Regions from separate parts of the Mus musculus genome. Here regions 1 and 3 are each linked to region 2. The links are chromatin loops, found by intact Hi-C in ENCODE. Cell type or tissue: left cerebral cortex. All regions are shown on one strand.

Region 1 (8,000 bases), 92 kb before region 2:
ATTAAAATTACTCTACATGTATAGATAAGTTCAACAGTCTAGAAAGGAGACTAAGAAGATAAAGAGGTGCTGAAGAAGGGGTGGGGCAAAAGACACATGTAACATGAAGGATGGAGGGGCTGCAGAGGAGGGTAAGGGAGTAGAGAGGAAGAAGTTTTAAGAGGGGGTGGGGACATAGAGGTTGGAAGAGGTGGGTGGAGAACACACTTCAATAGAAAATGCTGTAAATGCTATAATGGCATCAAATACTTTGTATGCTAATTTTTAAAATAATAAAATAGGAGTTGGATAGATGGCTCAGTGACTTAAGAACCATCCAGTTATCTATAGTGTTGACAAGCCTAAATACTTCAGTAACTCTGCACTAGGAAACCTTTAAACACAATAATGCATATGTTAGAAAGCTTACATTTTCATAGTTGCTATGTTTTGATTCCCTTTACATATGCAATCCTAGGAACTGAACTCTGGTCTTGGCACATGCAAGGCAAGCACTCTACCACTTAACTATATTTCAAACCTCAAACTTTGTGGCCCCGGTAGGTCTTGAACTTGCTAGTCCTGGCTTCAACCTCCATAGTAGCCAGTATTACAGACCTCTGCCACCAAGCCTGCCTTTTCTTCAGATTCTGCTCAGAGGGTCCTTCAGGATATGAAGGTTCCAGCCCCTTCCAGTCATTGAAGCTGCACCTGAGAAGGCTTTTGCGAGGCCCTAGGACTTGCTGGGGATCTTACACGCCTCTCTTTTGAAGCCTAGAAGATAGCTCTAGAAACTACTTCCTTTTCTAATGGCCTCATGTTCACTCATTTATGGTTTCTGTATGAGATCCCAGAAGGAGGAACTCTGACCCAGTCCCAGTGGATCTGCGATAAGCTCTGCACAATACCAGGCACAGAACAGGGTTTAGTGTGAGCTTGTGCATGAAATTTGAAGGGAGCTAGAGCAGGACAGCAGGTGCAGGCTGGGCAGACACCCTCTCCCATGTTTAGTTTCTTTACTAAAACAATATATCCAAGTCTTTGAAGTTTTTGAAGCAGTAGAAAGGAAGAGGAAATAGAAAATGCAGCCTCTCCCACAATGTCATTAGGGTAGAAGTAACCACAAAAGAGAAGTGAGAACCTGGAAACAGACTGTCAGGTGCTGGGACACTTGATTTAACAAAATGGCATTGCAAATTGCTGGGGAAAATAAGAGACATTTCTCTGTATAGAAGAAAACAACTGGCTGTCACTTGTTAAAATAAAACTCAATTCACACGATACTTGATGTGCCCTGGTGGTCTAGGGGTTAGGACTCAACACTCTCACCACTGAGGCTCTGATTCAATCCCTAGTCAGGGAAGAAACCCTCTTTTGAAAACAAACACAACCCCCCCAAAAAAATCTCAGTTCAGGAGGATCTAAGGGTTGAGTTTAAAAGGCAAAGCTGCAACTTTTAGAAGAGAATATAGGAGTATGTTGAGCAAGCTAGGAGAAAGTTCTCTAAAAGATATAGAAAGCAATAATAAAAAGTAATTTAAAGATACATTAAGAATTTGAATTTCTATTCTTTGGAAGACTAGAATGGAAATCAAGAATGCCATCCAACAGGTGGAGAAGATGTAGTAATAGATGACATGAGAGAGGAAAAGAGTTGTATCCAAAATGAATTGTTTTAAACCTAAGAAGGAGGAAAATACTGACACCACCACAGAAAAGCAGTCAAACGATATGATATGAGTAGAGGATCGACTGAGTGTGTGTAACTGCACTGAAGCGTGATGTGACTCGAAGTACTATGATGTGATACTATTTACAGACACCGATGTGGCAAAAATGTCTTCTTTTTGTTCTGTGTGTTCTGTGGGAACCAGGGCAAACCCCACGTGCTGGAACGGCACTTGTGAATTTGTATCTGTATTTCCTCTTCCAAGTACATGAGGATACCAGGAATCAATTCTGTGGAAGTACTGATCGCACATGCACAATCACTCAGGAACTAAATGCCTACCAAGAGAATGGATTAACGTGGCAATATGCATCCTGGAATATTAATCAAAGAGCAGGAAAAAATGAAGGAAGCATGGCAGCAAAGCAGTAGAACTGAGTACCCTTTTACAAAAGTTACAGAATTCAGTATAACAGATGAAATCATGTTTACAATGAAACAATAATTTTGTCATATATAATTTGATAATTTTTTTTTGTTTTGAACAAGAAAAGAAAAGCACAAAAGCAGAAAAGGCACTCACCCTGGAGAAAAATAGTGTGCGGGTGAGGGGTGAGCAGGTGAGCAGATGGGGGTGAGCAGGTGAAGGGCATGCAGGTGAGGGGTGAGTAGGTGAGGGGTGTGCAGGTGAGCAGATGGGGGTGTGCAGATGACAGGTGAGCAGGTGAGGGGTGAGCAGGTTGGGGGGTGTGTACAGGTTGGGGGTACAGGTTGGGGGACATGCAGGTGGAGTGTGTGCAGGTGGGAGGGTGAGCGGATGTGGGATGAGCATATGGTGATGAGGATAGTATTGGCCATATTCTACTTCTTGTTCAATAGATATGGGCTGGCTGGTTTTATTGTGCTTTATAATGTACTGTTACAAATAGAGTTTAGTTTTCAAGGAAAAAGTTTTATTAATTTAACTTGGTATTACAGGGCCGTTGTCTAAAAATTCCAGGGCCACCTTCCAATCTCATACCATGAGACATCTATTTATGCTCTGATTATATGCCTTATGCTCCAACAAACCTGGGGAATCACACCTGTAATTTGAGCAGCTTGGGTATCTAAGGCAGAAAGATCCCAAGTTCAAGGCTAGTTTGGGCAATTTGGCAAAATCCTGAATAAAATAACATAACATAAAATAACGAGGGCTATGTAGTATGCTTCCCACACACCTGCATCTCTTTCAAAATATTCTTGTCCAACACAACCAAATTCTAGTGCATAATTGGAGAGAAATTGTTCCTTCTCCAAGATATGTATCATATCTATTTGTGAATTACTTTACACCCAATATCTGGCACTGAGGACACTATCAGTAAGTGTTAGTTGAATGAATTGATAGCACTGGAAGGCTTGAAGGTTTGAAATATTGGACAGTTTTGGAGTCCAAGGAACTCCCAGTAGTGTAGAATGTGGGGCGGGTGCAGGTGAGGCTGAGAGTTGCCAGAGGCAGTGTGGATTGCATCGTGAGAATGTTGGGTAAGTACTGAATGTTTAAAGCTGGTGGAATGTAGATTTTGTGACATGACTATTTGTTAACTAGTAAAATGGCCACTTATGGACTTAGGGAAATCTCTTTAAGAAGCAACACAGGTGGTAGTCGTGGTCATGTGGTGAGGGAGGGGAAGTGAGAAGTGTCAGAGACATAAGAACAAAACCTTGGGATGGCAGGCAGGAAAACTGAGGAAATCCGGGATCAAACCTAGGGGCAATAGAGATTAGAAGACAGATTTGGATAAGAGAAAACTGTATTCCGCGTTATTACAAACCTCCTGAGCTTAGGGCATATTGCTCTCAAGGCTTACTGGGACTCAGAAAAATTAATCTGGCCTTAAAATTTAATTTTTGATATTTTGGTTATAATTCTTGGGGTAGTGGAGAAAACACTAAAAAATATACAGGAGGGAAGACTGGGTTATCACACCTCTAATTCAAGCTACTTGGTAATCTAACGCAGGAAAATCCCAAATTCAAAGCCAGCTTTGGCAACTTAGCAAAGCCTTGAATAAAATAAAATACTTAAAATGAAAGGACTCGGGCAGTGTGCAGCGCCTGCCTAGAGAGGGCAGTGTGCAGCGCCTGCCTAGAGAGGGCAGTGTGCAGCGTCTGCCTAGAGAGGGCAGTGTGCAGCGCCTGCCTAGAGAGGGCAGTGTGCAGCGCCTGCCTAGAGAGGGCAGTGTGCAGCGCCTGCCTAGAGAGGGCAGTGTGCAGCGCCTGCCTAGAGAGGGCAGTGTGCAGCGCCTGCCTTGCATACGGGAGGCCTCATAACAATCCTCAGTCCTGCCAAAAGGAAACACAAAGGATGTTTGACGGGATAATAGGACTGTTATAGGGCATCTGACTTAAGGCATGGGTGGGAGAAGAAACCTCACATACAAAGTTTAAGACAAGCAAGAGAAGGAATGGGAACCATTCCATGGAAACACGGGGACAACAGGACGTGTTTTCCCTGTAAAGATTGCACGACCAGAATTTTAAAACACTGTAGAAAAACTCAATTATGGTATGGTCTTAAGAATGATCTCTTGGTTTAACAACAGCTTTACCAAGACAGCATGAGTCCTGGCCCATTGATCAGGGGCAGGTGACTGAAAACGAGAGGCCCCCATCACCAGCTGCTCGGTGGAGATTGAATAGTCGGAGGACAGCCAGCAACTGGGAGGGGCCCTGAGTCTGATTATGGCTTCCTTTCTAGAGATAATAGAGATAGCGGTTTAGTCCTTGAAAACTGTTCTATCAAACAGCCTTGCTACCCGGCACTTTTCAGTATACACAAAAGATTACTATTTGAATGTGCTGAAATTTTCGAGACTCAAAGATAAGAAACACAGGCTCCGAAGTTCCAATGCCTGTGGCTTGGTACCACCGCTGGGCCACCACTGGGAGTACTCATTGTTTTCCCTTCAGATCACAGGGAATAGCACCTCTGTCAGCATCTGCCTCCCTGACTGTATTTAGCAAAGCATCAGGCCGTGGTTGGTGGCCCCAGGGATGACCAGGGAAGTGAGCTGACTTACTTTGATTCTTTCTCACGTGTATCCACATCATCGTAGATGATACCATCCTGAGAATCATCCTGAGACCTAGGTCCTAGGGCATAGACAGGATCAAAAAAATTATTAGCAATGCATCGTACACCTCTGGCTTTCCAAATTATACACAATGACCTAATTATCCAAATGTGTCCTCAAGCCTTTTATCTGATTACATAGACGGACTGGAGCAGAATGAGTCTCTCTTGGGGAAGAAACACAACTGAGGGAATAAAACACAGCGAGCTCGCTGAGCATCTGACCTGTATATGTATTTACATCAATTTGATTTCATCGAATTGTAAGTTGTCCCATTTTCTGGAACTGAAAAATGATTTATATTGCTAGAACTTTGAGGGGACTTTTCATAATACCCATTGGAGAGAAATGGGGATGTATTGCTGGTCTCTGCCTACCACACACAGACACAAACAGACACACACACATACACACACACACACACACACACACACACACACACGTTTTCTTATTTCACACCAGTAGTTTGAAGCAATTGTTTCTTTAGAATGCTATTGTATTACATTGAATCTGAGTTAGCATATAATGATAATTAGTTATTTCTAGCTTGTAGTGCTCATGCTACCGTGCAACATAGACTTCTATGATTTTTAAATGATTCACCATTTGAAAAAGTCTGGGACACTTTGATATATTCACAATTAATTTTCCAGTATTCATAATTACTCTTAGCTTTGCTAATTTCTCACAGTACCTTTAGGCTTTGGCTGCGGGGTATAGATTCAATAGCCCTTATTTAAGTGCTTTGGGACAGAAAGTTTCAGACATCAAATCTTTTTGGATTTTACAGTTTTTGTACATACATAGTGGGAAATATACAGATTATATCTTGGAAGTAGAAGTCAAATGGAAACTTGAAGATAATTAATAGTTCATATGCATTTGCTACACGTATTCTAATAGTAACTCCGTACAATATTTTACTGTGCCTGCTATGTGACACACCTGTCACATGGAGTCAGATGGAGAAATTTTCAATTCTGTCAGCAATAAAAATCTTTTCAGATTTTGGTTTGTGGCATTGAGGATTAGAGGTAATCCATCTGTAAGATGAATTCCAATTCCAAGTTGCCTTTTACGTTTTTTATGACAATATTTGAGAAAGCTGCAATTTTATCAGGTCTATACAACCTTTGTTATTTACTTCGGTAGCTTATAATTCCGAAATATAATCACAGTTGTTGTTGAAAGTAACTATATTCCTAGTGCCCATTAACAAAAACCATGAACAAAATCACACAGATCTTGTTTATTGGTAAATTCCATGTACTGGATATGTATTGAGAGCATCCTATGTGTCAGGCACTGTGATAACTTAGACAACCAGTGACCCATTTTTAGTCAGCTACTGTGTGGACTGCAGCATGCTCATACTCAACTTGTCATGTCTTAGACTTGCTAACAAATCCATTAGAGCTGTGCAGATCAATGCAGAATGCCTAATTTCATAGTCAGAGACACTTGGGAAAAACAAACAAACAAACAAACAAACCATCACAAAGTATGGCTATGGGTCCTAGAAACCTCCTAAAAAGAGAGTAACATCTATATATGGAAATGCCAGAAAAAGGTTTCTCATTGCTCCAAAGCAGGAAGTACCGCTGTTGGAGATATCTTCTTTTATTCTGATGGGTCCATTTTTTTCCCATTGGGAAACCACCGTTCTTCCCCTGCCCCTTAATACACCAGTCCTGAAGACAGCAATACTGGTGGACAACAGCAAGCAAATGATACTTACCCAAGTCAGGCAGTGACACGGAAAATCCATTGCTAAGGAGGAAAAGACAAAAAAGGTCAAGGGAAAAAGTCATGCTCATGAATAGACAAATCCCAGATGCCATCCTATTGGCAGGTGCCTGGCCCAGACAACATCCTATTGGCAGGAACCTGCCTGGCCCAGATGTCATCATCCTGATGGCAAGTATCTGGTCCAGATGGTACTTCTAGGCAAGTCTGTCAAGTGAGACTCTTGCAGCTCTGTTTTGATTGTCCCTACCCCATTTCAAATGAGTGTATCCATCCCTGTGGACTGCCAGTAGTAACTCACTTCCTACCTACCTAACCAACTCTCCACCCAGGCTGCCTAGACCTGCATCCACAGAACCCACAACTATCTGTTAGTCTTCTAAGAGACAGTCAGATGTACTAAATGAGCATGAGGAATGGAAAAGAACAGGATACAGATAAATCCATAGGTCCTCTGCATATACTGCATCCTGTCTGTGTTTCTTAAGCCAAAAGAAGACTTGCACAGAGAAATCCCTGTCAGGCAGAAATGTAAGATGGCAACCTGCCAAGTGGGAGAGAATATGGAATATAGATAGATTTGGTTCTTGTCTCTTGTTTCTAAGGAGGTCACATGGAAAGAGATGCGTGCTAGGAAAGAAGGGAGGGAGACAGAGATACAGACAGGCCTGTGCCTTCACAGCCTTTAATTTCAAACCAATACTATAGGTGTTTTTGTATTAGCCACGAGCCAGGCTCTTATGTGGGATGATTGGATACAGTTTCTGTCCTAAAGGGAGATAGAAAATAAAGTAACCGTGCTCTGTGCTGTGATGGGAACTACAGAACCCACATTCATGTCTGGTTGGATGTCTTGGGAGATCTAGCTCCAGCAGACCGCTGAGCTTAAAATCACAAAACTGCAAGATTTTATAACTGGGAAGAACTTGAGAGAATAGCAGCTCCATACTATCTGAGTGCAGATGATTACTTGGCAAATTGCCCTCACAGAGGGCAGATCTAGACCTGTCAATTGGTATTGATGTTGGGGAGAAAGAAATGTCTCCAGAGGCTGCACAGTCCCCCTTCCACTGCACCCACGAGGGAGCCAAGTCCTGTAAGCACAAATGGAAGAAACTCCTCTCTCTTTCACTGTTTGTGGATTTGGAACCTTCCCAGAGGCTAATAGTGGAGGTTACATGAGGAGATGGAGGAGGGGGGTTCTAAGTCCAAGATCTTGAGATGCACAGACCTCATGCAGGTAACCCATGTCCACATCACAAGCACACTGCTGCTAACAAGGGAGACAAAGTGAATCTGGACAGGTCCACACGTCAGACCACTGGAGGTTGTGTGGCCAAGAGAGCACGAAACCATGTAACCACTAACATCATGTTTAGTGCTAATGACCCAAGATGTCAAAGATGAAAGCACATTTTCCATTCTGGATCTGGCTTGCTTATTCTGGTAATTTTTTTTTCTCCTCACTAGTTTCTTAGGGTATCATG
Region 2 (8,000 bases):
CCTGTATAGCGCCACACATGGCTGATAAAAGATCAAGAGTCACAGCTCAAAGTAGTTTTGCCAAATGAAAGCCGCTTCTGTGCCTTATAAAGCCAAAACATGGTTGGTTCAGTCATCCAAAGTCTGAGACCCCGAATCTGACACTTGTAACCACCGTCCCTGCTAAGCCAAGCCTGAGCCACTTCTTCTTAGATCTAAGCACCTTCCCTCTACCAGGCCAGCCAGCTGCTGCTCTCTCACTTCTGGCCATCTCATTTCCAAACTCCAGCCACCTGACTCTTAGGAAATGGAAGCCAGATGGTGCCACATAGCTACTTGCCATCGTCGGGCAAAGCTGGTTTCCACTAAGGGTTCCACGCCCTTTATGATGTGAGCTTCTATCCCTTGCTTGCCTTGCTTCTTTAGCGTACACTTGGCTGCTTGCTCTTCATCAAAGAAGCTTAGATGAACTATGCATCTCAACAGAATCTTTCCCCCAAAACATCCACACAACCACTCTCTAACTTAAAGTCTCTGTTCAGTTTCTTCTTCATATTTATTGACCTTTGACACTGTGCCCCTTAAAGTGGCAGTCTCCTCGGTTGTCTCATGACCTTAGAGCCTTCTCTGCTTCGAATGTCTGCATTGCATTAGCTACCGTTTAACCCTTAGAGTTTCGCTTCCTTCTCCTTTCTTACTAGTATATAAAGTGTCATGAATGTGTTTTATACAGCTACATAGCTGAGTCTGATCTCGAACTTTTGATCCTGCCTCAGCCTTCCAGGTGCTGGAACTACACTCATGTACCAGTGTGCCTGGCTAACGCAGAGATTTGGGACTATTTGGTTCCTAACTGTATCCATGTATCCAAAAAGGAAACTGACAATACAAAGGAGGTGATATATATATAATATATATTTTAAAATATATATATTTTAAAGGAATGTTCCGTTGGCTTTCTAAAACAATAGATGGATCCTCTCCAGATGAGAAACTACCCATATTTCTCTTTGGGTCCTTCCCCCTCATCTTTCTGAGCAGAGGAAGACGTGCACTGATTTTTCTTGTTCTATAAAATGTTACTAGGAAGCAAATACGTCCTTTGGTACTTTTTGTACATCCTGTCTGTTCGGCTGGAGTAATTAATTCTTGCTCCTGCTGCCTGGCTTAGAGCCGGCTCCCAGGAGCTATGATTCACCAACCTGAGCCTAGGCCCTAGCCCTGTTCTGACTGGTGGTGCCATACCATGTAGCAATAATGTACTGCCCTTCAGCTTCTTCACCTAAAAACCCCAGGGACAATGACCTCCAGGTCTTTGTCCCATCAGGTTGATAAGCAGAAGTGGTGGTGGGCAGTTCGGATGCTGGCTAGCCAGAGAGGGCAGAATGTAAATGCTTTTCTTTTCTTTTCTTTTTTCTGAATCCACAGGCTGAATCAGTTCAGCCTGGCAAGTTGCCAACTCGGAAGAAGGTCCCAAAAGTTGACCAATAGAGGTTGACATGGTGACACCTGCCTGTAATTCAAGCATTTAAAAGGTTGAGGCCAGTCTGGGCTGTAAATCCATACCCTTTCTAAATAAAATAATTTCCCCCACCCCACTAAAGGAAGTAGTTTCTAAACATGGTAGCACCACAAATGGGCTGGAACTGGGGTTCTTGGCTCCCCCTTTCCAAAACTCAACTAACTGAATGGTGTGAACCACCAGAGGTACCAGTGTTGCCAGAGATGCAAGCACCCCTTTAAAACTCCAGAGCAATCCTTGCCAGCCACAGATGAGCGAATCCACCATCCTGACTGTAAACCAAACATCTGGGTGGGAAGTAACACAATTTCAATAGTAAATAACTTTGTTCCCAAATATGTAATAGAGACATGGCACAACATGCTTGTATATATCTGTGAAATGCAAGTCACTAACAGAACAGCAGGGCAAGGACTAGAAGGGATGGGGTTAGCCAGGCAAAATCTCTGACTATGCTAACAGCATCCAGCTGATCGAAGCCATTCAAACCCTCGCGTTGCTTTTGTCAAAACCAAAATCCTCCAGTGTCCCCCTGTGTGGCTCAGACTGGCTTTAGCTTTTCAACACCCCAGCCTCTGGAGCTACCGCAAGCCTGGGCTCTGTTTTTTCATGCACCTTCGGTCTCACTTAAGTGAGATAGATCCCTAGGGCTCAAGGGCATTAGCACTTTTGCCCCAGCCCACAGAGTTCTTAGGGAACAGCGATGTAAAAAATGCCACAGGGCATATCACTTACTACGAGGCTACCTTTTCCCAGAGTCATGCTCTGTCCTTGAACCTGGACACCCATCTGCCACCGCAGAGGCCGGACAGAGAAGGAAAGTCAACAATGAAGTGACAGGCACTTGAACTGTGCCCTGAGTTAGAGAGAGCTCCTCGGGTTCTATAGAGACAGAGGGCACAGGCTGCCTGAGCAAGGCCAGCATGCCAGTTTCATAGCGGGACACCTGACATGTTTGGCCCGGCCCAGGACACACTGGCAGCTCTTTCCCTAGAGCTTCCTCCTTTGGAAGGAACTAAAGTTCGCAAGATTACAGCCCACACGCGAGCGGGTGCCTTACCTCCTCCATTGTGGTCCTCCTAGGCAGCGACTGGGAGACAATGCCAGCTTCCCAGAGTTGGATCCTGGGGCCAACAATGCTCTCGCCTCCGCCAGCCAGCTTGCAGTCACTTCGCCTGTCCCGGAGGAGCTGGAGCCGGGGCTCCTCACCTGCTCCACCTGGGCTGTGGCTCCTCCCTCTCTCGGGTGGGCGGGCCTCCATCCTGCCAGCCGGACCTGCTGCATAGGGGTAGGGGCCGGTGTGTGGGCAGAAGGCCACTGGTCCCGGGCTTCCTTGCCATCACTCCCTTTGCACTGGTTTCATTTTGTGCCTGAGTCGGGTCCTCTCCCATCACATCCCATCTGGGGGAGTTTCTGAGAGCTGAGTACATCTTGTCCCTAAAGTTAGACTGAAAAAAAAAAAAAAAAAAGCTCAGGACACCGTGATCTCCTTTAGTGAGCGCCCTCACCCAACTCCGCCCCTGCTGATGGCTACTTAATTTCACAAAAGCTGCTCAGGGCTCCTAGAAAAGAAAGCTCTTAAGTGTCGCTAAGCTGGCAGGTGCTTTTATTGGGGGGGGGGGGGGGGTGAGCGGAAGCTGAAATAAATTACACCTGTTTTTAAAGACAGGCATGGTCGCGGTGTTTTAAGACATGAATCCCTTTAGCTCTTACAAGTAGCCCTGGAATCAAGTTCAGCTGTCCTCCTTTTAGCAGGGCACTAACTGGAGCTTGGAGAGATGGCCTTAACTAGCTCGGAGTGATGCTGGTAGGATGCTGAAGGAAAGGAGCTCTGATGGACAATGACTCCGGGTTCTGATTTCTTTGCTGTTTCCTGCCTGAGCTGATCCTGGCTGGAAACCCAAACTTCAGTTCCTAGATTTGGGGTGGGGGTGGGGGTGGGGCAGCAGATCTCTCAGCTGTCCTGGGGATTGGAGGTGGGCAGGTGCTCTGATTTATATACGGCCTGCTGAGTTTCATTGCTTTTTATGGACTAAAAAAAAAAATGTTTTTGTTTGTTTGTCTGTTTGGTTGTTGTTTGGTGCAGGTTCTCCTACTCAAGCTGCCTTCAAACTCACATTATAACTTGGAATGCCTCCAACCAAATCATTATTGTTGTCTTCTCTGTTTATAGCCCTGGCTATCCTGGCTATCACTGTGTAGACCAGGTTGGCCTCAAACTCACAGAGATCTATTTGCCTGTGTCTCCCTAGTGCTATGATTTAAGGCATGCACCACCATGCCTGGCTTTCAAAGTCTTAAAAAAGGTCGGTAACCGTAGGCCATCGAGGCGTCCCTGAGACGCTGCAACACTGAGAGGACAGTGAAGGTGTGCTGACTACCACACAACACCCACTGTTGGGTAGGCGAGACATGGGACCAGTACTTTGTCCACTCCAGAGTCACTGTCAGACCCTATGTGAGATACACATTAGACAGCATGCTTCCATGTATAAACACTGGCTCCTCAGACTTCAAGGCTTGAATGTGAACATGATTTTAGCAATAATCAGAATAAATTGTATATATCCCATGATTACCTTAAATACTTAAATTTTATTTTGTGTATTGAACACAGAAATTCATAATAAACAGTATTTATAATGGAAACAAAAAGTCTTAAAATAATAAGATTCCCTTGTCTTGACAGGAGCAGGGGAAGGAGAGTAGGTAGGAAGTACTGCTTGCTTGTCCCCTAAGAGGTAACCGACTGCACGATTTTCACTTTGCCCAGCACTGCTCACAGTCCTTTGCTGTCTTTCCTCAAGGCCAAGGGTCCTTTATGACCTATGCTCAGCACAGCTCTGCGCCCCAGGGGCCATTGGGCCTCCAACATCCCCATGGTCCCAACACAAGGGCTCCCCCTGGTGGCGTCAGGACAGCCTACATGGCCGAGGATAAGCAGGGCTTCAGGGTCTCCTAGAGGTTTCCTTTGGTTTGGCCCTAAACTAGTTAGAGTGGTGAGTCCTAGTGTTTACGAGGTACCTTCATTTAGCTGTTGGGCGTGGGGACTATATTGCCAGTAGGCTTGGCCTCCTCCTCCTTCCCTTGGGCTCTTTTGAATTTCCTGGCCTTTTCCTATACTTACTACGATCTAACTGTAGTTAACATTTAGAAGCTAGGATCTGCATGTGGGCAAGGAAGAGGTAGTTTTATTTCTAAGCCTGGGTTACCAATATAATGTTTCTTACTTCTATGTTTTCCTATGAATTTTATAACTTGGTTTTACTTTACAACTGAATACAATTCCACCTTGCATGTGTAACCCATTTCATTACCAGTTCATCTGTTGATGGACATCTAGGCTGATTTTTGTGTTAAGAGAGAGAAAGAATATGATGTTGAGTGAGTGGAAATGGCAGGATCTGGGCACAGTGGAGAAGGGGAAAGAGTATAACAAAATATATTGTATAATTTTTAAATTAATTAACTCTTCTGTGTGTATTTTGTCTGCATGTATTTATGTGCAGTACAGGTCTGAAGTGCATGCAGAGCCAGAAGAGGGTTGTTTGTTTGTTTGTTTGTTTGTTTTTTATCTTCTGGGACTATAGTTACAGACCACTGAAAGCCACCATGTGGGTGCTGGGAATCGAACCCAGGTCCTTTGTAGAAGCAAGTGCTTTAACTAGCGTCATGTCGCTTGCTCATTTATCTCTTGATGACAAACATCATGACTTAACTGAGGCCAAAGGGATGATAGGGGAAGAGGAAATTACAGAGGCAGAAAAATCCAGTGGGAAAGGGGTTGGGGAAATGGAGATGCCAGGAGGATTACATCAGAACTAAATGTGTATGGACTTTTGGGGACATTATTTCTTCAATAATTATCTATCATTATGTTGTATTAGATATTATAAGTAATAAAAACATTGCTAAGTAAACAGACAAAAGAGAGAGGTAGGAGAGTAGTCGCCTAGCACCATGTATCATCCTGAAAATTATCATAAGATGCAGATGGAAAATACAGTTCCCACTAAGTCCCTCTGTGATGTTCTTTGTCTTTAAAGTGAAGGCCAGCAAGGTTAACTTCAGGACTAACGGCCATCTGAACTCTGGCAAGGTTCTTAGCACTTCGCAAGACCCCACATGCCATTCCTCTTGTCCTCTCTCCTCTTACCTCAAATCACTGTTATCAATGTTGCAATGCACAGGTCACGCCTAGCTACGGGAATGGGGTAGCACTGTTTCATCCTCCACCCTCAACCGCAGTGATCTCAAATTGCTCACAAGCCCCATCCTGTGATTGAGCTGGTCCCAGTGAGTGGGTGCCCAGCTCCACCAGAAGACAAATCACACATGCTGACACGGGAGGGGGAAAGCTAGCAAATACAGTCACTGTGAAGAGTTGGAGATGTGAGGTCTGAATTTTGACCTGAGTAAAACTAGATCTCACTGTACCTTAGGAATGAACACTATTCAGTCAAGAAAGATGCGATCTGACCAAGTACCTGGTACTCTGGCCCCGGGCCAGGAGAAATTGCCCCATGAGTTCCAGTTAACCAGGGACGAGGAAATGGCTGATTGCAAATGTCTCAGACTATTGTCTGCAGAAAACAGGACCATAGACCTTGCAGACTGCTCCCTAATTATCTTTATTATAAGCCCTACTCTCTAGTTGAGAACTGAGGCACACACAAGTTAAGTAGTCTCCTAAGGGCAACATTTAGCAAATGGAAGAACAGAAATTCCAGTCCTGATAGCCTGGCTCCAGTCTCCACCCTCGCAGCCAGCCTGTTTGCCATTTCTTTCAATGTTCAAGAAATACCAAACAATAAGCTTACAGGGTCTGAGAGCTTAAAGGTTTAAAGTAGGTTCCCCCAAATTAAGTTCTGAAAGTGGGAGGTGGGAGATCTTAACAGATAGACTGAAGTTGGGCTCAAAATCTTCTTTTAATATCTTTGGTTTGCTTTTCCTATAGGAGACACGGTGTGCCCCATCTCTGAGGAATTCTATTGCAGTGGATAGATACCATGACCAAGGCAACACTTACAAAGGAAAACACTAAACTGGGGCTGGCTTACAGTTCAGAGATTTAGTGCTTTATTGTCATGGTGGAAAGCATGGAAGCATGAGGGCAGACATGGTGCTGGAGTAGGAGTTGAGAGGTCTACATCTTGATCTGCAGGCAGGAGGAAGAGACTGTGAGCCATTAGACCTGGCCTGAGCTTCTGAGACTTCAAAGTCCACCTGCTAGTGGCAAATTTTCTACACCTGCTCCAACGTGGCTACACCTTCTAGTAGTGCCACTCCCTACAAGTCTACGGAGGACATTTTTATTCAAACTACCACACACCCCCATTTAAGTCCTATCTATTTTTTGGGCTACTGCCCTCCAAGCCTAACTTCATTAGTCATTACTGGAGAAGTCATTATTATCTTCTCCAGAGAGCCTATGACTATCTACAAAAGACAAAATCAGACCTGTTTACTTTTACTCATAGAAGGAGGGCTTTGGAAGGGTCTTTAGATCCTTTCCTAAAATTCTAGCTATTCCCTGCCTTCTGTGCTGTACCTCCTAGCTGTAATTCTGTCCAAACTGCCTGTGGTCTAGGAAGGTGAAGAGGTTTTTTTTTGTTGTTGTTTTGGTTTGTTTTTTTTTTTTTTTTTTTTTGGTTTGGTTTGGTTTGGTTTGGTTTGGTTTTTTTGTGACAGCGTTTCTCTGTATAGCTCTGACTGTCCTGGAAGTCACTCTGTAGATCAGGCTGGCCCCAAACTCAGAAATCGGCCTGCCTCTGCCTCCCAAGTGCTGGCATTAAAGGCATGGGCCACCACTGCCTGGCTGGGAGGTGAAGAGTTAACGGAAGTGGGGACTCCATATTTGCAGTTTGAGGGAAGTCACCACTCACACTGGGGTGGGACTCTTCAGTGGTGAAGCTCCTTGGGAGCCACCTACATCCTTCAAAGAACCTCTCGCCTATGCTTCTGTGAGTAAGCTCAATAGACTCGTTGAATCACTGAGCTAGACTTGGGCACAGTCACAACTTTGGTCCCTGGTTTCAGCCTATCTGGAGTGAACAAACATTCATTTGTGAATTCCAGGAAAAGATAATGCAACAGGCAGTGAATAGCAGACAACTGTATTCTGGCACATTCTAGATTGTTCCAAACCTTTCAGCCTCAGATATTTCCTATCACATCACTGTTTTTTATTTCTTGACAAATGTATTACTTACACTTTGTACCATAAGTAATGGCTTATCCACAATACCCTAAAGTGACGAAGGAATATATATATATGTATATATATAACATGGGAAAGTGGGAAGAAAGCCTGTGCATTCTCCATTTCCCTGGGTAAGCCTTGAGCACGATCTGTCATGTGGTGCACAGATTGATTGTCAGTCAGGATGCTGCTGCTGGAGTAACCCACTATTAATATTAACACTATTATTGGTTACATTAATCATGTCTGAGGACTTTCAGCAGAACATGTAATTTGTTTATGTATAATTTATATCCC
Region 3 (8,000 bases), 1.3 Mb before region 2:
GCCTGCAGGGCAGTGATACTGAATGAATTTAGTGCCTGTGAAGGAGGCCGGATCGGCAGGCCCTGGGACAAACTGCCTCTTTGTTCTCAGTACACCCCCTAGACAAACAGTGCCAGTTTTCTTCTGGGCCCTAGCCACACTCAGCTGTGAGGAGAGGAGCAAGAAGCTCTGTTGATTTCAGCCCTTGAAGGGATCCATTTATTTGTGTCTTGGAGACCCACTGGCAGCCTGCAGGCTTCGGGGATGAGGTCTTAAGCTAACACTTGCCAAGTTACCAACTTCAAACACTTTTTACTGTAGCCTACAGTGAGAAAAAATGTTTTACACCTTGAACCAGTGACACAGGCACATCACATGCACACACACACACACACACACACACACACACTTTTCATGTTTAGAATATGAAATGGGGCCAGCAGGATGGCTCAGTGGTTAGAGTGCCTACTTCATAAGCATGAGGACCTAAATTCAGAACCCCAAAGTCACCCAAAAATCAGGCATGAGGGCAGGCAGCTGTAATCCCAGCATCTCGTGAGGGCTGACGCAGGAGCTGGAGGGAAGGGTGTTCTCTGGCCTGGCAGCCTAACCAAAATTAGAGCTCCTGGTTCAAAGGGAGACCCTGCCTGAAAAAATAAGGTGGAATGGAGACTCCAGGGTAATAGCATTGTCCAGAAATGGCACAGTCGATGAGCATATGAACCCATGGAGACTGTGCCAGCACGCACAAGACCCTCACATGTTCGACCCAGACAAAATCCCAGCCTAAGGAAGGAGAAGTGGGCACAAAGCACCACGACTGGCCAAGAAGCTGTTTGCAAGGGGTAAGTGATGGGGGAAGACAGATTGGTTCTCTCCAGTGGAGGGACACATCAACCACAGTTCAGGGCAAGCCCCACGCTCAGGAGAAGTTGGCCAACACAAAATGAACTCTGTGATTTTTGTGTGGGTTTGTTTGTTTTGTTTTGAGAGAGAAAGAACATGAAGGTAGGTGGGTAGGGAGGTGGGTATCTGTAAGGAGTTGGAATGTGGGAAAATACATTGTATGAAACATTTTCAATTAAAAAGATTTTATGGTGATAGAATATACCTACTGTTGAGCTCTCTGGCTCCACATACACACATTCACACATGTACACACTCACATATAAGCACACACTTACCCACATGCACACACACCTACACACACAGGCACACACTCACACACAGGCACACACTTACACAATGCACACACATCTACACACATGCACACATGCCTACACATTCACATAAGCCTACACACACACATTCACCCAACATGCACACACTCACACACAGGTACACACTCACACACATGCACCCCCCCACTCACCCATTCACCCTCATGTACACACTCAAACACACACACAAACACACATTCAAACACAGACACACACACACATGCACACACCCACCCTCATGTACATACTCAAACACACACACACACACACACACACACACACACACACACACACACACACACTGTCTTTGAAAAGGCAGATATTGCCAGGAATGGTGGTACACACCTTTAATCCTCGCACTTGGGAGGCAGAAGTAGGAAAATCTCTATTGAGTTCCAGGCTAACCTGATCTACATAGAGAGTTCCAGGATAATTAAGGCTACATAGAGAGACCCCACCTCAAAAATAAAGATTAAAAAATAAAATAAATAAATAAAAAAGACATTGTATAGGAACATATTCTTCACCTACACTTTAAAATATTCTAATTTTTATGAAAAATTTACCAATCCTTTTGTCAACTAATGAAAACTTTTTACCATTGTCCAGTTCTAAGAAAAGCTCTTCATTGATCTATTGGAACAAACTAACTCGAGAAATTGAAATTGTCTGGAAATTACCCTTCTAGTTGAAACTTGAATATTGTTTCCCTTGAAGTCCAAATCAGCAAAAAGTCTACGTCTCATGCATAAAGATGATTATTTGTTTATCTATAATTATTTTGCAGTGGTAGGCATCAACCATGTGTTGGACATGCAAAGAACGTACTATATTACCCTGAATTATTTCTTAAACTGTAGTCAGATAGCTTAGGCTGTTCTTAACTCATTATGCGCAGAGGCTTTCTGTAAGCTCATGACCTTTTGCCTTAGTCTTTCAAGTGTTGGGATTATATGCTGACATCACCTCTACCCATAGGTTTTAAAAGCATTAAAGAATAATTTTTATTATTTTGTGTGTATGGGTGTTTTGTTTGCATGTCTATGTGCCATGTGTGTACAGTGCTGTGGAAGGCCACAAGAGGGCATCAGATCCCTTGGAACAGGAGTTATAGATGGTTGTGAGCTGTCATGTGGGTGCTGGGAATTGAATCCAGGTCCTCTGAAGGAGCAATCCGTGTTCTTAACTGCTGAACTGTCTCTCCAGTCCAGTCTCATAGCTATTTATTGTAAAGTTTTTTTTATTTTTAAACATGTGTTTTGGTCAGCGTTCTATTGTTGTGAAGAGATACCATAACTATGACAAGTCTTATAAAAGAAAGCATTTAGCCTATTATCATCATGTCGGGAAGCATGGTGGAACACAGGCAGACATGGTGCTGGAGAAGTAGCTGAGAGTTCTACATTTAGATCTGCAGTCAGTAGGAAGAGAGAGAGAGCCACTGGGTTTGGCTTAGGCCTTTGAAATCTCAAAGCACACTTCCAGTGACATACTTCTTCCAACAAGGACATTCTTCCTAGTCCTTCTCAAGGAGTGTCACTCCCTGATGACCAAGCATTTGCATATATGAGCCTTAGGGGCCATTCTTATTCAAATCATATAATATGCAATAGTATCTGCATATAGAAGCATTGGACCAACTTCTGCCAATGGCCAAATGTTTGACAGCTATTGGGTGAACTAGATCCAATTTCTGTACTTTGCCATCTTGCTCTGTGGCTTAGGACGGCGGTCTCTGGGGATTTACTCCGTGGTTGCTTCTTTTTTTTGGCTTCTGGCATTCAGAGGGCTGGAGAGAATAGATTTTGGTGTATCTACTGAGGTCACAGTTTCTACCAGATGGCCTTTCCTACCTAGTCTCCCAGTCTCTATGTTTCTATGACCACTTCCTCTTCTGGGGTTTGGCTATTTCTGAAGGTGTGATCCCTGTGGCTTTTCTGCATCCTGACTACTCTCTCTCTCTCTCTCTCCCTCCCTCCCCCCCTCTCTGCCCCCAAATTATTATCACTATTATTTTAATTTTTTAAATGTTTACTTTTTAAAATTTTATTTTTAGAGACAGGGTTTCTTTATGCAGCTCTGGCTGTCCTGGAGCTCACTCTGTTGACCATGCTGGGTTCATCTTGTCTCTGACTCCTGAGGGTTAAATACATGCACTATAACTCCTGGCTCTGACTATTCTTTTATAATCTGCTTAAAAACATTCCCTAAACTACCTAATTCCAGTAGGATATGTGTTTGCCAGGTCTTGACTTCTATACTGTTTCCCATGGGTCTTCTCACGATATTGTATATTTTATTGCCTTCCACTCTGTTCAGTGTCATGAAGCCTATTACAGGATAGGAGACTCACTTTGCATCCTGTGTGTTGACAGGCATACTCTTAACCCTGAGGAGTTTGAAAAAGCATGGACACCCGAGCCCCAACTACAGAGCTGCACACTTTGGGTCTGGGTGGCCCTAGGTTTCTGGTGCCAGGAGCTTCAGAGGAAACCTGAGATGGGGAAGTGACAGGTATGACTGACTGTAGTGTGTCTAGGGAAGACTGGGTGAAGCCTTCTGGGCCACCTCCAAACCCCCATGCAGCATCTGTAGCGTGCATGCACATGTGGGGTGCGTGCGTGCGTGCATGTGTGCATGCATGTGTGTGTGTGCATGTGTGTGTGTGTTCTTCCACTGTCTTGCCCAGGATCTCATCGTTTTCAGGAGTCCCTTAGTCTGATCCTAGAGGCTGAGGTCTAGAGAAGAACATGGGCTATGACTGCATACGCCACTGCCCTCTTGTGGGCATAGGCGAAACTGTGATAATGGCCTATGGTCTTCCCTTGGCCTTCAAATCCTAGGACCAAATGAGGTTTCAAAGAGCAACTTAGTCAAGCACAGCAGAAGCCGTGCCTAGCCTCTCCCGGAAGACAGCCTTTCCCTAACAGCCTTTGGCAAAGGAAGATGTCCTATTTCTCAGTTTCAAGGGTTGGTTAATTGCTTTAGAATTAGCGCTCCATAGTGAGGGGACCAGGAGGATTAATTGCCTTGCAGAATAACCCTAATTAAAAATCTGGCAGAGAATTTAAGACACACACCTCACACACACACACACACACACACACACACACACACACACACACACACACACACACAAGCCCTGGGAAGATAGGTCAGCTTAGTGGAAGGTTGAAGAACAGCAGGGACAGGGAGCAAGGTTCCTGTGTCCCTCCCGAGACACTGAGACGGAGACCCATGACTCTTCCTGGGTTCTTCTGAACTCCTTGGTAATCTTCCCTGTGGCTTCAGTCTCCCCGTGTCCCATCTTCTAAGCCAGGTCCTGAGCTTCACCCTGCTGGTCACTTCACACCACACACCTGCTCCTTGCCTTTGTTCAGCAATTCAAACAAACAAACAAACAAACAAACAAACAAACAACTCCTAATTTTCAGTAGCTCTTTTACAGCAACAATGGTAGCAACCTGCTATTCGATCCCATCAATTTATGTATAGTGTATGACACTTGATGTCATATTATTGTAACTAATAACATAAAAGGAGTGCTTTCCTTTTTGATGGGAAAGATACAAGAAAGGATGAATGTGTTCCTAAAACTAGATAGTTTTGATTGCTTAAATCTTCATGAAATAAATTTTTGTGCCCTGTTTGGATAACTGTTTATAGTGATTGTTGGCCACCCATAATCCCTTTGGGTATAAAGTATAATAAATGTTGGGGGTTCTTCCTGAAGGTTATTTCTGAGTTTTTCAATTTTCACATGTGAAAACTTGTAGCTTTATTACTCTTTTTGCCCCCTTCCTGTTCCTTGGCACTGGGGGGTGCTGTTGGCTAGGCTAAGAAGTAGTGTTTGCCCCGCTCCATGTCCGGTAGTTTCGTCTTCAATTATGCCAGTGCCAGTAGCACATTACTTCCCTGCTGGACGAGGGAATGTACATGCTAACGATGCTTCGGAGAGCAGGAGCACCCTTCAGAGGGCTTTTCCTGGCTTCTTGCAGGAATGGCATATTGCAAGAATGACTTACGAGCACGAAACCCAGACAGAGGAGGCATGTAACCCACCTGCATAAGTTCACCAGTGAATGGTGGCCAGGCGACCTTTGCCTTAGTACGGAGGTCCCTAAGTGGACAGGTCATCTTGCTAATGCTGTGACTGACGGGTGTGCGGAAATGGGATCTGCTTCCTGAAGTTATGGACATGTGACACTAAGCAGCAGCCTCACTGGTCAAACTTATTGGCATCAGATTTGAGTATGAATTCTTTCTTTTTCTTTTCCTAATATTGGTTTTTCCTTGGGCAAGATAGAAAATTCCTTAAGCCTCAGTCTTCCTATCTGAGGAGTGGGGTTTAAAATGTTTGCCTCGTACAATATCTATGGGGCTGGCTGAAATAAGCTTACCAAGCTACAGCCTGAAGTCTGTCAGGGCTCCATCAATTTATTTATGATGTTTATTACAACGTCACTCTGGTTATCTGGCCCACAGAGGTTTTCACGTACAATAACATCCAGGAATCCTGGCCAGAGAAGACCACAGCACAAGTCACTGTACCCGGTAACAGCCAAGCAAGCTTGCATTTGCTAAAGAGCCTCACGCAAACTGCACTTGTTTCCAGCTCTGCCGTGGCTCCGCCAACGAGGCTCTTTAAATGGAAGATGCTAAAGGGAGTTTGCATGGCCCTGTGTCCCCTTCTCTACTAATGAATGACACTGAGGAGAATTTAGAAGGTTTGTCTCAATCTGGCAGATCACTCACTGGGGCTAGCAAGCAGTGACAGGTGAATGTCAGTATGTATGTTATCCATTTTCCCATCTCTGTATCCCCAGTCAGCCCCCAACTCTTTCTGCAGTTGTAATTGTAATTGTCAGGGTTCTCTGGAGGAATGGAACAAGTAGGATGAAAAAAAACGCGAATTCGTGAAGTCAGTTTTAAAATAATAGCACCAGCAGACATATGCTACAGAGCTGAAAATGCAGTCCGTGAGGCTCGTGCCTCAGCAGTTGGAGTAGCCCCACAGAGGCTGCTCAGACTAAAAGGCTGGGTACCTCAGGGGTCCCTAATCTGGTTCTGGAAACGCAAAAGGTTTCTGGAGAACCGCTGGTCCCTTGTCTGTAGTAAGAGCTTGCAGACTCGGGTTCTGAGAAGACAAAAGAATCATCTCCAACAACAGGCAAATTTACTCAGCGCAGGAGGGGAGGCCAAGGAGCAAAAGGTGGGCCGCTCTTCCTTCTGCCACGCCCCTTTACCCAGGATGCTCCGGGAAGATGCACACACTGGAGCGGGTTTTCCCATCATTCAAGGCAATCTGGATTTTGGCTTCCTACTCAAGGTGATTCTAATGTAGAAGGCGACATTAAAACCAACCATAATAAAAAATTCAAACTACTACCCTATTGAGTGCTTTACATGGGTTGTATATTAATTCTCTTAACCCAGAGACTTTTGGTCATCTGTGTTTTACTGATGAGAAACTTGGCACAGAGGGGGCGAGTTATGAGCCTCGCAGCACACAGCTGCTAGTTGGGGCTAGTCTCTTTTCTAGCGTTCATAGCCTAGTCTAGACGCGTTCTGAGTAGAGTTTGTCCTACCTTAGGCATTTTTAAATCCTCAGGACCAAAGGGACTTCTGACGGTGTCTGCTGTGTTGTTGAACTGTTAGGCATAGACTTAATTGGGAAGTTTGAAAATGCCGCTCTTGCCTGGTATCAGCCTCAGCTCTGTCTTCTGGCCTGAGCCTATGCTGTCTCTGTCTCCTGGCCAGCAGGTAAAGACCCTTCATTCTTCCCCCAGCTGCAGCCCTTATGCCTCATTCTGCTATTGGGCACCAGGGGGTGCTGTTGGCTAGACTAAGAAGTAGCGATTCTCCTAGCTTAGGTTTGATGTTTTTGTTTTGTTTTCAAAATTTTCATGTGTGTTTCTTCCTAAGAACTCGGTGGAGGGCTGTGGAGAGGGACAGTGACCTGAGGCTTGAGCTAGACGTCCCTGGATCTTTGCGTGTTAATCAATGCTGTTGAAGCGGGAAGGCCAATCTTTGGAGAGTCTGAACTTCCTCTTCTTTTGGGGTGTGTGTGTGTGTGTGTGTGTGTGTGTGTACGCGCGCGATGTATGTATTTGTGTGTGCAAGTGGCGTGCTTGTACTCACATGTGGAGGCTCTAGGAGGACATTAGATGTCTGACCTTATGTTTTCTCACTGTGTTCAGAGAAGGTTGCTCACAGTACCTGGAGCTAGGCTGTGAGCCATGAACCCCAGAGAGCCTCTGGTCTCCACCCCACATAGTACTTGGGCTCTAGCTACAGTTTTTAAAAAACATGGATGGTGAGGATTTAAACTTGAGCCCTCCTGCTTATGCTCAGCACTTTCTGTCTAATCACCTTTCATCAGCATTTTGTCCTTGTTCTGGAGGGAGGTGTTCAAAAGCAATCATAAAAGGCAAGGTGTGCTAGCTAGAATAACGGGTTCCCAGGAACCCCCTACTTAGTACTTGGGATGTGAGAATATGAGATCTTAAGGATCTGGCCTATCCCAGCAGAGCTATAAGCAACCACAAAGGTCTTTACCAGCTGGATGAGGGAGGGAGGTTAGGTGAAGGGATGGGAGCATGGAGGCAGGAGGGAGGCAGGGGGCAACAGGCAGGGTCCCAGTAGCATGTGAAGATGTTGTACTCCTGGCTGGCAGGATAGAGGCCATGGATGACGGAAAGAAGATCCAGGCTTCAGAAAGAGGGAAACTGATTTCTTCCTAGCATTTTCAGAGACGCTAATGCCTTGAGTCAGCCTAGGAAAGTTAATTTTGGACTTAGG

Evidence for each region. A loop is a pair of places that touch in the nucleus more often than their neighbours do. Peaks named below come from ENCODE experiments on the same cell type or tissue, not always from the same donor. Only the 100,000 strongest peaks of a DNase experiment are listed, where the experiment ranks them.
Region 1: a loop joins it to region 2, with 10 times the contacts of the local background. A loop is called at or near these places in 13 of 42 quality-filtered maps.
Region 3: a loop joins it to region 2, with 13 times the contacts of the local background. A loop is called at or near these places in 13 of 42 quality-filtered maps.

Annotation. Positions count from the first base shown.
Region 1 is chr4:105,000,659-105,008,658 of GRCm38, reverse strand. Fyb2 (FYN binding protein 2) reads right to left here. Exons shown (of 20, transcript NM_001162980.2): 14 at 6,506-6,537; 15 at 4,714-4,786. Among named protein-coding and RNA genes, the nearest start is that of Gm52670, 14 kb to the left of the region's middle. In left cerebral cortex, a CTCF peak has its summit at 3,743; DNase peaks (open chromatin) are centred at 3,767, 3,937 and 6,969.
Region 2 is chr4:104,908,252-104,916,251 of GRCm38, reverse strand. Fyb2 (FYN binding protein 2) reads right to left here and starts at 2,691. Exons shown (of 20, transcript NM_001162980.2): 1 at 2,562-2,691. The coding sequence starts at 2,570. In left cerebral cortex, a CTCF peak has its summit at 4,409 (motif pointing left); DNase peaks (open chromatin) are centred at 1,133 and 4,410; H3K4me3 peaks cover 426 bases.
Region 3 is chr4:106,224,691-106,232,690 of GRCm38, reverse strand. No RefSeq gene overlaps it. Among named protein-coding and RNA genes, the nearest start is that of Gm12724, 8.4 kb to the left of the region's middle. In left cerebral cortex, CTCF peaks have their summits at 2,282 (motif pointing right), 3,982 (motif pointing left), 5,004 and 7,007 (motif pointing right); DNase peaks (open chromatin) are centred at 5,042, 5,867, 6,112, 7,031 and 1 more place; H3K27ac peaks cover 794 bases.